Linked DNA regions of Homo sapiens: region 2 is linked to region 1. Evidence: read pairs that join two places in POLR2A ChIA-PET (ENCODE). Cell type or tissue: B cell. All regions are shown on one strand. Links, peaks and the distances in the headings refer to the core of each region. The heading gives the core; the rest is flanking DNA. Region 1 holds the start of TMEM54 (transmembrane protein 54). Region 2 overlaps LOC124903969 (a long non-coding RNA gene).

Region 1 (4,383 bases), core at 176-4,175:
AGATCTCGAACTCCTGGCCTCAAGTGATCCACCTGCCTTGGCCTCCCAAAGTGCTGGGATTACAGGCATGAGCCACTGCGCCAGGCCGGCCCTTCCTTTCTTTTCAACAAAACCAAGGCATGAATTCATTCTAATACTCCAACTTCAACCATACAGCCATGTGTAAAACAAAAAGCAAAATCCTTCCCGTCACTCTCCTGCATCGCTCTTGGTTATCACTTTGGTGCCATTGCTTGCTATTAGGAACAGTTTGTCCACAAACACCATTAGATGCATGCATATCTTTGCACTCTGGTGCGTAGGATAAAGATCTACAAATGGAATTTCTGGGCCACAGTTACAAGTGTCTGAACATTTTTTTTTTTTTTTGAGACGGAGTCTCACTCTGTCACCCAGGCTGGAGTGTAATGGCCCGATCTCGGCTCACTGCAAGCTCCACCTCCCAGGTTCACGCCATTCTCCTGCCTCAGCCTCCTGAGTAGCTGAGACTACAGGCGCCCGTCAACACGCCGGCTAATTTTTTTTTTTTTTTTTTTTTTTTTGTATTTTTAGTAGAGACGGGGTTTCATCGTGTTAGCCAGGATGGTCTCGATCTCCTGACCTCGTGATCCGCCCACCTTGGCCTCCCAAAGTGTTGGGATTACAGGCATGAGCCACCGCACCCGGCCACAAGTGTCTGAACATTTATAATATGAGTAAGTACTACCCAAATTGCCCTACTAAAAGATTGTCTGAGGACATCAACATTCCGATGCCAGCCCGATGTCTTCATAAACTGCCCCCATCTTCCCTTCCACCTGACAAATATGTCTCCCCACCCGGAATTCCCTGCACATTATCCCCCTTCAGACAGCAGGTGACAGGGAAGCAGCTCTGCTGGGGGGTTACCAGATGGGATGCCCCGGGGGGCTTCCTAGGAGAAATGGCTCCACTTCCTCCCATGGTGTTAATGCGTTCTCCAAACTCCAGAGGCTCTACATCTGACCCAACTGCCCAACACACACAGCGCCGCAGGTGTCAGCACAGGTGTGCAGAAAGACACACAGACAGTGGACAGCCCCCAGGACAGGCTCCAACCAAGCACCCAGAGACAGCCAGCCAGCCCCTGACCTCTGGGACACTGCCCAGTGGGGTAAGTGGGGCAAGCTGTGAACAGATGTTGCCCAGTTCCCATAGTAAGTGCCTCCAAGGACCGAAAGAGCCCAGGGAGGTGGCCACGGTGTGGCCACTCTACAGAACTTGGGCACAGAGACCCAAGGGGATTCCAGGCTCCTGCCTACTCCACCACTTCCAGCTGGTGGTCTTGGGTGAGTGGTCTGTGGTCTCTGAGCCCAAAGGTGCAGGAATGGTACCTATGCCAAAGGGATGCTGAGACTAACAAGGGACCTCACTGGGGTCCATCCTGACACATTAAAGGGCTCAGCAACCCAGAGCAGTACTAATAAAGCTCCTACTATGTGCTCTTGCTAGGTCTACACTTTGTCCATACAGACAGTCTGGAGAGTTTCCAAAGCGTGTTGTTGTTGTTTTGTTGTTTTGAGATGGAGTGGCGAGATCTCAGCTCACTGTAACCTCTGCCTCCCGGGTTCAAGCGATTCTCCTGCCTCAGCCTCCAGAGTAGCTGGGATTACAGGCTTGCCCCACCACATCCGGCTAATTTTTGTATTTTTAGTAGAGACGGGGCGGGGGGGGGGGTGCGGGGGTGTTTCACCATGATGGCCAGGCAGGTCTCGAACTCCTGACCTCAGGTGATCTGCTTGCCTAGGCCTTCCAAAGTGCTGAGATTACAGGCATGAGCCGCCGCGCCCGGCCGAAAGCGCTTTCTTACCTAATTTTTGTATCCTATTTTGTCTCACCACGACCTTCGGGGACAGGAATTATCCCTGATTTTCCAAGGACGGAACTGAAGGCCCTCCCGACTAAGAAGGAGACTTAAAGCGCCTTTTTCAGCGTGGAAGACAAGACTCGCGGGCGCTAAAGGCAAGCGCAGAGAGGGGAGGCGATTTGCCTGAGGTCACACAGCAGGCAGGGGCAGACCCCAATCCCCAGCAGCTCTTTCACTGCCCCTGCTGCCCCTCTCCGTCCCAGCCTTGGGCCCGGGGGCTTTCCGCCCAAGAGCCACACCCAAGTCACGGTAACCACAGCTACGCCGGCAACCCCCAACTTGCCGCGGGCCCGCGCGGGGCGGCTCCTCAGAGCCTCAGTTTCCCTTTCTAGAGCGGGCCCGCCGCCGCCGGTGGGCTGAGGGAGGGCGGCTCGGCGCCGGGCGGGCCGGGCGGGGCGGCGCCTGACTCAGCGGGCGGGCCATGGGCTGCTCAGCCGGTCCGACCGGCCGGGAGGGGCACGAGCCGCGGGGGCGCTGCGGGGCCGGGCGGCCCGGGGGGTGACGGGAAGGGAGGCCGGTCCGGCGCCGCCCAGCCCCGGGCTCCGGGCGGGAAGTGGGCGAGCGCGACGGTGCGGGGCGCGCGGGCGACGGGCCAGCGGGATGGGAGCAGGGTCCCCCGGCGGCCCGCAGCCTCGGGAGCCGCGCTGAAGCCGGGGGCGGGACCAGCGCGGAGCCGACATGTGTCTGCGCCTCGGTGAGCGACTGGGGGCGCGCGGGAGGCCCCGAACCACCCCAACCCTCCCACAGGAGCGGAGCACTGAGCCCGGAACCCGAGCCCCCAGGGGGCCAGGCCACCTGCTCTGCCTCTAACTTACTACGAGGCCGGGGTCGGGTCACTTTCCTCTCTGGGCCTCAGTTTCCCCAGCAGTGAAATGGAGGGGAGGAGCGCTGCGGGTGTCTTCTCGATGTGGCTGTAGCGTCTCTTACCCTCGCCCTCTCTTGCCTTTCCTGCGGAGGCGCACGACTGCCCTCGGGGACCCCCGGGTGGGCGGCAGAGGAGACGCTGGAGAGAGCAGCCCCATCTTACCCAGAAGGGACCCCGGGGCCAGGCCTCAGCTTCCCCACCCTTACAAGGGGCTCCCACTTACATACTCTCCACTCTCCCGAGGCCAGGAAGGAAAGCCGTGGGCAAAAAGGATCAGCAGCGGGGGAGCGGGACTAATGTGCCCCCTCCTTCCACTGCCTGGGCACGGTGATGCTGCTTGTGGGCAGCAGAGTCCTGGGGCATCCCCGCTGTCTAGCCGAGAGACCTTGTGAGCCTCAGTTTCTTTGTCTGTAAGAGGGGGACAGTAGTTCCCACCTCCTAGGACTACTATGAGGATGAGGGCAGCTTCTAAGAGTAAAGCGCTTAGCACCTTGCCGGCTGCGCTGCTATGCGCTCCCACAGTGGTAAGACAAATGAAGCCAGCTGGGCTTCATCTGGGAGGCAGCACTCTGGGAGGCCGAGGCAGGCGGATCGCTTGAGTCCAGGAGAGACTAGCCTGGCCAACATAGTGAAATCCGTCTCTACAAAAAATTTAAATAAAGAAAAAAAAATTTAGCCCGGCTACTCAGGAGGCTGAGGTGGAAGGATCACCTGAGCCCAGGAGGCAGAGGTTTCAGTGAGCCACGATCAGGCCAGTGCACTCCAGCCTGGGCTACAGAGTAAGACCCTGTCTCAATCAATTTAATTTAAAAAGTCAAGGACTGCTCCAGGCTCAGTCCAGTGCTCCAGGCACAGCCCCATGCTGGCACCGTGCCTCCTCTTTGACCAAAGTCTTGGTCCTGGGATGCTGTTGTTATTGAGTCCAGCCCTCAGCTGGAAGGTAGACACCGAGCTCCCAGGTAGGTGGGTGGAGGGGGTGAGGTGGGTCAGGCTCCTGCGCTGAAGCTGCCATGCCCCTTCCTGCTTGGCTGGCAGTCCATCTTCACAATGCTATTCCAGTCTCATGGTGCCTGTCCAGCCCATCGTCTGCCCTCTGCTTCTGCTAGACCTGGTTCAGCTCCAGAGGGTCCTGCAGTCTCCAGGGGTCTCAGACACTGGCTGGACCAATGCCTCCCCATTTTATAGATGTGGAACTTGGGGCCCAGAGGGGAGGGGCTGGTGCATGGTCACACAGCAAGTCTGTGACTGAATAGCCCCATCCCTTCCTGCTCCCTGGGGACTGTCTCTTGGCACAGCTTCAGACAGATGTCCCAGAGCGTCCAGTGTAGAGATTTCATTTTTTTTAGACGGGGTCTCTGGCTCTGTAGCCCAGGCTGGAGTGCAATGGCACGATTATAGCTCACTGTGGCCTCCACTTCCTGGGCTCAGAAGATCCTTCTGCCTCAGCCTCCTGAATAACTGGGACTAGAGGCATGCACCACCATGCCTGCCTAATTTTTTATTTTTATCTTTTTGGTAGAGATGGGATCTTGCTATGTTCATCAGGCTGGTCTTGAACTCCTGGCTTTAAGTGATTCTCCCACCTTGCCCTCCCAAAGTGCTGGGATTAGAGGCATGACCACTGTGCCCAGCC
Region 2 (4,383 bases), core at 235-4,234, 160 kb before region 1:
ATCCCAAGCCCTTAAAGCAGTGCTTGGCACACAGCAGATGGTCCATAAATACCTATTGAATGAATAAATAAATGGGGTAACCCAGGGTCATAGCGAGTAAGTGGCATGGTGCTTTCATCAGACCCTATCATGGGTCAGCTACTGCTCTCAGAGCTCTTCTGTGACATCCTCTCGGGCTGCCTAGGTTCTCAATGGGCCCATCTATGACACTGCTTTATGTAGCCTCTAGCCATTGTGGGGTTGACCCAAAACAAAATTATGAGCTCTCAATTTTGCCATTGTTACCTCTGATGTTTCTTTTTTCTTTTTGAGACAGAATCTCCCTCTGTTGCCCAGGCTGGAGTGCAATGGTGCAATCTTGGCTCACTGCAACGTCCACCTCCTGGGTTCAAGCAATTTTTCTTCCGCAGCCTCCTGAGTAGCTGGGGTTACAGGCACATGCCACCATTCCCAGCTAATTTTTGCTTTTTGGGTGTTTTTTTTTGAGACGGAGTTTCACTCTTGTTGCCCAGGCTGGAGTGCAATGGTGCAATCTTGGCTCACCTAAACCTCCACCTCCTGGGTTCAAGTGGCTCTCAGCAACCCCCCACACACACCCTTATCCTCCAATCTACCCTGAACCCCAGCCACTGCCTCCTAGGCCAGGTTCCTTGATGTGCACATCTCTGATTGGCCAGACCTGGGGCTTCAGCCCCTTGCCCAAGATGAGATCAGCCCCATTCTTACCATATGGAATGAGAGCGGGGAAGGTATGGTTCTCTAGTAGAAAAGTGGGGTGTTGTAACATGAAAAGGGGGAATGAATTCTAGCCAGGAAAAAAATGCCAATGGATTCGCTTATTCTCCTGCCTCAGCCTCCCAGGTAGCTGGAATTACAGGCATGTGCCACCACGCCTGGCTAATAATTTTTGTATTTTTTTAGTAGAGATGGGGTTTCACCATGTTGGCCAGGCTGGTCTTGAACCCCTGACCTTGTGATCTGCCCGCCTCGGCCTCTGAAAGTGCTGGGATTACAGGTGTGTGCCACTGCTCCCAGCCTGATATCCCTTTTTCACTGCTTTCCCCACTCCAAAACCACTCTTTGCCCTAATGTTTCTCCCACATGGCAACTATTTCCATCTCATATGGCAAGGGGCAGGGCAAAGTGGTGCAAAAACACTGGGCAGGGAGTCCTTAGAAAGGACCCACTTCCCTCTTTGGGTCTCAGTTCCCCACTCTGAGATTCCCATGATCTCTGAGACTCTTGGTGACTCTGATAGCATCTGCCAGTCTAATACCTTTATACATTGACCTAGGGAGTCTGGGTTGAGATTTGTGGACTTTTCCCTGATAGCAGAATGTGTGGCTCATTCTCCCATGAAAAGCATCACAGGGAATAGATGAAAAAAGTGTTTTCAAGTCTATGGTTACTGCTTCCCTGCCTCTGGGTTTGAGAACTAGACAAATCTGGATTTCTATCTAAAGCTGCCACATCACTTAGTAGTTCTATGACCCTGCCAACTTGCTTCAGCTTTCTGAGTCTCAGTTTTCTCCACTGTAAGATAGGTTTAATAATATCTTCTCCAGAGGGTTGTTGGAAGGAGCAAATAAAAAGATGCATGCAAAGCACTTTGCCTATTACCTGGGACACAGAAAGTTCCAAAAATAGCAGCTGTTATTAGCACCTGTCTTAATCCATTTTCTGTTGCTTATAACAGAATCCCTGAACCTGGGTAATTTATAAAGGAAAGGAATTTATTTCTTAGAGTTATGGAGGCTGTTAAGTCCAAGGTGGAGGAGCTGCATCTGATGAGGACCTTTCTGCTGGTGGGGACTCTCTGCAGAGTCTCAATATGGTACAGGGCATCACATGATGAGGGGGCTGAGCAAGCCAGCTCAGGTATCTCTTCCTTTTCTTATGAAGCCACCAGTTCCATTTCCTGATAACCCATTACTCCATCAATCCATTAATCCATGAATGAATTAATCCATTCATTAGGGCAGAGGCCTCATGACCCAATCACCTGTCAAAGGTCCCACCTCTCAATACTGCCACACTGGGGACTAACCTTAACACGAGTTTTGGAGGGGACAAACATTCAAACCATGGCAGCATCTGAGCCCTGAGTGGATTCCTGCTGCAGCTGTGGCCACATGGTCAGGGAGCATTTCTGGAGTCCTCTCTGCATAGTAAGTGTGGGCCTGAGCCCTGTGTGCAGCTGCTGTGGGGCTGGTTTGGTGGGCGGTGTCTGCGGCTATTTTGGAGACACCAGTTCCTATTGTCTAGACAGAGTTCCCTAAGGCCATCATCTCCCCAGCATAGAGGCTGAGCCCAGAAGTCTGAGTCATAGAAAGCACTTGAAAGTCCCTGGGAAAGCCATCTGGGCCAGGAGCACTTAGAATATTTTTCCCTACATGTTTCTTTTATTGAAATATTATATTCATCTTTTATTGCTGCATAACAACTCAAAACTTAGTAGCTTAAAACAACAAACATTGATTATGTCACCCAGTTTCTGAAGGTCAGGAATTAGGAGGCAGCTTAGCCATGTGGTCTGGCTCAGGGTCTCCCATGAGTTTGTGGTCAAGCAGACAGCTAGGGCTGCCAACATCTGAAGGCTTTAACTGGAGCTGAAGAATCCACTTGCAAGCTCACTTACATAGCTGTTGACAGGAGGCTTTAGTTTCTTGCCCCTCGGATTTTTTCATAGGGATGCCCAACACATGGGTTCTCCAGAATAAGTGACCTGAGGGAAAGGGAGATTGAGACCAAGACAGAACTGCAGTGTCTTTTTTTTTTTTGAAATGGAGTTTCACTCTTGTCTCCCAGGTTAGAGTGCAATGGTGCGATCTCAGCTTATGGCAACCTCCACCTCCCAGGTTCAAGCGATTCTCCTGCCTCAGCCTCCCGAGTAGCTGGGATTACAGGCACCTACCACCATACCTGGCTAATTTTTTTGTATGTTTAGTAGAGATGGGGTTTTGCCATGTTGGCCAGGCTAGTCTTGAACTCCTGACCTCAGGTGATCCACACGCCTCAGACTCCCAAAGTGCTGGGATTACAGGTGTGAGCCACCACGCCCGCCCTGCAGTGTCTTTTATAACTAATCTCAGAAGTGACACCCCATTACTTCTGCCAAATAGACCAACCTGATACAGCGTGGGAGGGGATAATACAAGGGCATGCACACCAGTAGGCAGGAGTCTTTGGGGGCTCTTTGAGGTTTTTTGTTTCTTTGTTTTGAGACAGAGTCTCGCTTTGTCACCCAGCCTAGAGTGCACTGGTGTGATCTCGGCTCACTGCAACCTTCCAGGTTCAAGCGATTCTCCTGCCTCAGCCTCCTGAGTAGCTGGGACTACAGGCGCACACCATCATGCCCAGCTAACTTTTTTGTATTTTTGGTAGAGATAGGGTTTCACCATGTTGGCCAGGCTGGTCTTAAACTCCCGACCTCAAGTGATCCGCGCACCTTGGCCTCCCAAAGTGCTGGGATTACAGGTGTGAACCACCATGCCTGCCTGGGGAATCTTTTGAATGCCACCTGCCATGGACATAATTCACATATGATGAAATTCACAGATCTTAGGCGTACAGTTTTATCAGTTTTAACAACGGAATATGTTTTTTTTTCGAGATGAAGTCTTGCTTGCTCTGTCGCCAGGCTGGAGTGCAGTGGCTTGATCTTGGTTCACTATAACCTCCCCTTCCCGGGTTCAAGCAATTTTCCTGCCTCAGCCTCCTGAGTAGCTGGGATTACAGGAGTGCACCACCGCATCCGGCTAAATTTTGTATTCTTAGTAGAGACAGGGTTTCACCATGTTGGCCAGGCTGGTTTCGAACTCTTGACCTCGTGATCCGCCCACCTCAGCCTCCCAAAGTGCTGGAATTACAGGCGTGAGCCACCACGCCCAGCCCAACAATCAAATATTCTAATATAACCCATATTCCTATCAAGGTTTTGAACATTTTCATTATGTCAGAACATTCTCTCATCCCCTTCCCAGTCAATTCCCCCTCACTCCAAGTAACTACTGACCTTATTTCCATCTCTATATAATCCACAGTTTTGCCTGGTCTAGAATGTGATAACATTGGAATCATAGAGTATGTACTCTTTTGTGTCCAGCTTCTTTTGTTCTGCATAATGATTTGAGATTCATCTATGTTGTTGTGTATCAATGGTTCATTTCTTTTGATTGTTAAGTTAGGCACTCCCACCTTTGTGTGGTTCTCACCCTTATTAAATGTGCCCTGTAACATGACATCTGGCAGTTAACTCTTCATTTCTACTTCTACTAGACTGTGACCTACTAGACTGTGACCAACTCAAGGACAGAGGTTGTATGTATCTCATTTATTTCTGGGTCCCCAACATGAGCTCAGTGCCTGGAAGGCAGTAGACCT

What was found. Peaks named below come from ENCODE experiments on the same cell type or tissue, not always from the same donor. Only the 100,000 strongest peaks of a DNase experiment are listed, where the experiment ranks them.
Region 2: POLR2A ChIA-PET joins it to region 1 with 5 read pairs; 4 of 35 experiments call an interaction of 5 or more read pairs at or near these places.

Annotation. Positions count from the first base shown.
Region 1 is chr1:32,899,419-32,903,801 of GRCh38, reverse strand. It overlaps TMEM54 (transmembrane protein 54), which reads left to right and starts at 2,413. Exons shown (of 6, transcript NM_033504.4): 1 at 2,413-2,579. The coding sequence starts at 2,564. It overlaps LOC105378632 (a long non-coding RNA gene), which reads left to right and starts at 602. Exons shown (of 3, transcript XR_947161.3): 1 at 602-695; 2 at 970-1,132; 3 at 1,875-2,145. RefSeq lists a silencer at 2,284-2,423. In B cell, for the core only: no CTCF peak of the experiment used is centred there; DNase peaks (open chromatin) are centred at 2,060 and 2,471; H3K4me3 peaks cover 932 bases; H3K27me3 peaks cover 2,996 bases.
Region 2 is chr1:33,058,842-33,063,224 of GRCh38, reverse strand. LOC124903969 (a long non-coding RNA gene) reads right to left here. Exons shown (of 2, transcript XR_007065697.1): 2 at 4,319-4,383. Among named protein-coding and RNA genes, the nearest start is that of AZIN2, 20 kb to the left of the region's middle. In B cell, for the core only: no CTCF peak of the experiment used is centred there; no DNase peak of the experiment used is centred there.